Linked DNA regions of Mus musculus: region 2 is linked to region 1. A link is a loop called in an ENCODE intact Hi-C map of the cell type or tissue named here. Cell type or tissue: left cerebral cortex. All regions are shown on one strand.

Region 1 (2,500 bases):
GCCCTTTAGCCCATGCAGTGGTGTTTCTCCTGAATGAAGCAGGGTGAAAGGTTTTGATTTTGTCTGTCAGGGTGGGAGTGGGCGGAGCAGGGGCCCAGGGTGGCTGTGTTGTGGATTCTGTGGCTAAGTGACCTATGGGCATGTCTGAGAGGGATGGCTTCCTGACTGGAGCAGCTCACATGCCTATTAAATTGTTTCCGCCTGCGAAGTTATCTCTGACGGTTGGAGGACCCATAAATTCATTTTTAAAACTAGTCTTTAATTACAATTTCTCTTCAGGTTTTTCTGAGATGTAAAACCTCGAGATCTCCAGCTGGTTCTAGAGTTTCTACCTCTAACAAACACTCTTCTCCCCTGGACTCCCTCTCGGCTTCACCTCACCGGAGGAGTCTACACCAACTTCCAGGGACCACGGAACTGCCAGCGAGGATGTCGGATGGGGACCTAAGAGGTCGGGACGTGGGAAAGAAAGGTGGGGAGGAAGAGCCGTTTGGGCTTTAAGACCGGAACCTCCTGGATTCCTGCTAGACCAATCTGCAGCTTTTGCAAACAGCCTTAAAGTCATCAGCGCCCCGCTGCGGAATTCAAAGCTCAGCTTGTCATAATAGTTAACACCTTCTTTGACCAGCCTCCTTTTATTTGACAATTTTTCTTTTCTGTCCCTCTCTGTTGCCACCGGGAAGGTTTTTAGGGAGTCCCCTCACATAGCGAGCCGCCCCTTGGCGTTCAGAAGATTTTCTGGGGTAGCCCGTTTGCAGGGTGAGTAGGTTTCCAGGTTTCGGGAGCGGGGCGTGGGGGCGGGGATGGACATGAACGATTTTGTAGGTCCCCACTGGTCATCCGGAAAGTTAACGATGCTTCAGGTACTAGGCTAGGGACAATGACAGCCTTTCCAAGGCTGCTGGCCCGGAGGTCGGCGTGGAGCAGCTGAGCCTTGGGCTGCACTGGGGGTCCCTAGTTTTCTAGAGGCAGAGGTTGCGACTCTCGATTCGGAGGGGCTAGGTCCACGACAGACCCCGAGTCTGGCGAGCGCCAGCCGGTGGCCGGGCACCGGGCGCTCCCGCGGGCTCCGGGAGCCCTCCCACTCTTGCCAACTTTCCCTGCCCTGGTGCCGGAGGAGGGCGCCTTTCCCAGTGGGTCGCGCGCGATACTTAAGGCGGCTCTGCTGGGCAAGGCGGTCGTCAGTCGGAGCCCCAGCGGCACCGTGGAGGCAGTGCGCGGCGGCGGGAGCCGGAGGAGGAGCATGGAGCCGCCGCGGGCCTGCTGAGCACCGGAACGCCGGCAGCCGGCGGCACGGTGAGCGCACCCAAGGGGCCGGAGCCTCTTACCGCGACCTGGGGACCCTGGGGCTCCGGCCGCTCAATGCTTCCCGGCGGCAGTCGCTTGCACCATGTTCCCTACCCCCTCCTCCCTTTCTTCCGACATCCTGGGCTCCCGCAGCCTCTCCTCCCTTCCTCCCTTGCGGCTCTTGTTTTGTGAATGAATTGGGGGTGGAGGGAGGCTGTGCGGGGAGCGAGGCTAGAGTGCCCCTCCCCCCAACTCACGCCCGCAGGGGGTTCACACCTGCGGGGACACCGAGATCTCCAGCGATCTGGTCCCTACAGCACAGGTTTGTGAGATGAGTTCCTCCTCCTTGCCGGTTCAGAGAGGTCCAAGGGTGCCTAGGAGAGATTGGAGGAGCTCCAGCCGCTAGTGCAAGTTTCTGTACTGCCGTGCGTGAGCCCGGCTGCAGGGCGCACCTGTCAGTGGGAGAGTTGCTGTTAATCTTGCAGCCCTCAAAGTTCTACTGCTGGGTAGGGAGGTGTGCGTCCTTGCCTGGAGGTTTTTATTTCTTTTCATTGTCCTATGGGACATGGATCCCGTAAAGCGCCCCCACCCTCGTGCCCTTGAATCTAAGTGCGCCTTAGCTAGCCTGGGCGAGCTTTCTTGGATCTCTTTTGAGAGGATGGAGGAAGCGGCCCAGGATATAAGATCACATTCTGGTTAACCGGCTTGGGGAAATACAGTGTCCTCTCTGGGCAGAGGACCTCAACAAGAGCCCGTGCCAGAGCCTGACTGTACATAGAATATCCAGCTGCAGAACCTTCCTGGGTCTTCTGTAGGGAGATGGGTACCTCTTAATTCCTGAGGGGGAGGGGGTCTGGCCCCCGGATGGAGGGGGCTGGCAACTGCAGGGATGCTGCCTTTGTTTGCAGGCACTCCTTTGCCAAGGTACCTGGGGCCCTGAGAAGATGAGTAGGGTCTGGGCTGGCAGTTGTTCCTTGGCTTTTCCGTTCCTTCCCAGCAGAGTCGTGGGAAACCTGCACGTGGGTGTGGCTGTGTGGCTTTAGCCAGCGGGGTGAAGCTCAAGCCGGGTGAGGAGCGTGGCGAGAGCTTCCTTAGCTGCCTTGGACCTGACCGGACAGCCTCTGGAACTGCACCGAGGCGGGGCGCCAGGACGCAGGTTGCTGGGCCAGCCACAGCACCTCCCGTCCCTTCCCAGAACGAGGCGGGCAGTAGG
Region 2 (2,500 bases), 65 kb before region 1:
TATTTTGGCATGTTTAGCTTTTTTGGATTTTGTACTGTTAGATGCAAAACCTGCACAGAAGCACTCTACAGTTTACAAAGCAGGAAGTTTCAATAATCTCTCCAGGTGCTGGAGCCCCTGGAAGTGGAGGTACTGGCGGCTGTTGGCCTCCTGAGGTGGGTCCTAGGGTTTGCAAGAGCAGTGCAAACTTCTAGCCACTGGGCCACTGGGCCACCTCTCCAGCACGCACCATTCATGCTGTATTTAAGAACATCGTTGTGATATTGTTGGTGCTCAAGCTTTGCTGGAGCAGGGTTGGGAATGTGGCTCAGGGGTAGAGTGCTCGCCTGGCATGCGTGAGGCCTTAGTTCAATTATCAGCCCTGCCGGTGGCACCCAGCCCTCCCCCAAAAAACGAGTTGCTGATTGAGTTGATGAGACACTCCTTAGTATTCATCCTTCAGCTTTTCTCTTCCAGTGAATTTTGTTCTTTCTTTATTGGATAATGAGAGCTATGTTTCCCTTTCTGACTTAGCTACCGAGAATTACTAAACTAAATTTTGAATTCATTTACAATAACTATACTTAGCACGGGATGTCTGCAGTCTTCACTGTGGAGTTGTAAAATATTTATTTTGGGGCTGGAGATGTCGATCAGTTGGTAGAAATGTTTCTGGGCACGCACACAGCCCTGGGCTTGCTCTCCAGCACCACATAAGCCGAGAGCCATAGGGAGCACATGTCTGTGATTCTAGTGTTTGGAGGGAAGAGACAGGAGGATCAGGTCAAGGGCGTTCTCAACTATTTAGGGAGTTTGAGGACAGCCTGGTCTGTGTGAAAGCCTGTCTCAAAAATTTATATTCATAATGGCTGATTTCAATGTTAGCTATTGTCAGTTGTCTCATATCCTTAGTATGGAATGAGCAATGAACAATATAGTAAGTGAGCTGAGTCATGAGTGACAGCGAAGGGTCACTCCAGGGACACCATGGTTAGGTTGGGTGAAATAGTACTGGCTGCGGGCTGGAGAGGTGGTCCAGTGGTTAAGAGCACTCTGCTGCTCTTCCAGAGGATTAGAGTTCAGTTCCCAGCACCCACAGGGTGGCTCACAGCTATCAGTAACCCCAGTTCCAAGAGATTTACTGCCCTCTTCTGGCTTCTGTGAGTACTGCATACATGTGGTACACAGCTATCCATGCAGGCAAAATGCCCTTCCCATAAAACACAATAATGGTGCTTATCCTCATGAAGAGAATGCTGTCTCTGTTCTCAGTAGAAAAGAAACCAGATTACTGATGAGAGCCGGGCAGGGGTGGGCACGCCTGCAATCCCAGCACTCAGGAGGCAGAAGCAGCCAGATCTCTTGAGTTTGAGCTCTGCCTGTTCTACACAGTAAGTTCCAGAACTGTCAGGGTTACACAGAGAAACTGCTTCAATCAATCAACCAATCAATCACTGATCAGAGCCTCTCTAACTAAATGGATAAATAAATGAGTAGCTGATCAGAGCATCTCCATGGTACTATGTGGTCCGTTTTCCTTCAGTTGTATTTTCAGTTGGCATTGGACTTACTATCTAATTGAGGATCACTTTGAATTTTTGACTTTACTGCCTCTTCTGAGTCCTGGGATTGTAGCTCTCAACCACACTGAGTTTCTGTCAGTGCTAGGGATCCGACCCAGAGCTATGTGCATGCCAGGCAAGTACTTTCCCATCGGAGCTCTGTCTCCAGCCCTGAGTATGTTCTGTTTTCTAGGCTGAAAACAGACTGTGGCAGGGCAGAGTGAGACACAGACCCGCATGGAGAGTGATAAGACCACAGTGGTCAGCGCTTGTCTGTCTGCACCCACCATCTAAACTTTAGGCCTCTTAAAGGATGCTTTATTAATTTTTATATCTAAAGAACATTAGCGTATCTAACAGAGGGTGCCTTGAAGCCAGCTGTGGAGTTCAAGCTGACTTTGAACACAGGAACTTCCTTCATCCTCTATATTACAGTGCTATATTATAGACATGCACCATCATGAGCCCTGAGCACAACTTTCAGTGGTTGTCTATGTCCACTGCAGAGTGTAAGGCCGCATGCAGCCATGGCAGTGGCTCTGTTTCACCAGTGCGGAGCTGAAATGTTAAAGGATTTTTATGTTTCTTTTCCTACAGGGGACATGGTCTCGAAATACCGGGAACCTTTGATCCACACCTTCCTGCGGGGAGTGAGAGATCCAGATGCTGCACACAGGGCCAGCAGCTTAGCCAACCTGGGAGAGCTGTGCCAGTGCCTGCACTTCCTGCTGGGCCCCGTGGTTCATGAGGTGCTGTATGCAGAGTTGTTTTCCCTGAGACTGTGATAACATGGGATCTTGAGTCAGATCTGTGGTCTTTCCCATCTGTTGCTGTCTTCCTCTGACTGGACAGATCAGTCATTTAACCTCACTGGGCTGTCCATTTAGACTCCCCCTCCTCAACTTAGTCCATTTTGAAGCTGTATTTATTTTTAAATATTAAACAAAGCTTTCCATGAG

What was found. Peaks named below come from ENCODE experiments on the same cell type or tissue, not always from the same donor. Only the 100,000 strongest peaks of a DNase experiment are listed, where the experiment ranks them.
Region 2: it touches region 1 in a loop (1.9-fold over the local background); 2 of 42 quality-filtered maps call a loop at or near these places.

Annotation. Positions count from the first base shown.
Region 1 is chr8:106,869,656-106,872,155 of GRCm38, forward strand. It overlaps Has3 (hyaluronan synthase 3), which reads left to right and starts at 1,181. Exons shown (of 4, transcript NM_001331048.1): 1 at 1,181-1,296. In left cerebral cortex, CTCF peaks have their summits at 573, 1,145 and 2,433; DNase peaks (open chromatin) are centred at 558, 1,163, 1,605 and 2,487; H3K4me3 peaks cover 2,126 bases.
Region 2 is chr8:106,804,903-106,807,402 of GRCm38, forward strand. It overlaps Tango6 (transport and golgi organization 6), which reads left to right. Exons shown (of 18, transcript NM_173037.1): 16 at 2,139-2,290. Among named protein-coding and RNA genes, the nearest start is that of Gm34197, 41 kb to the right of the region's middle. In left cerebral cortex, a CTCF peak has its summit at 1,142 (motif pointing left); a DNase peak (open chromatin) is centred at 533.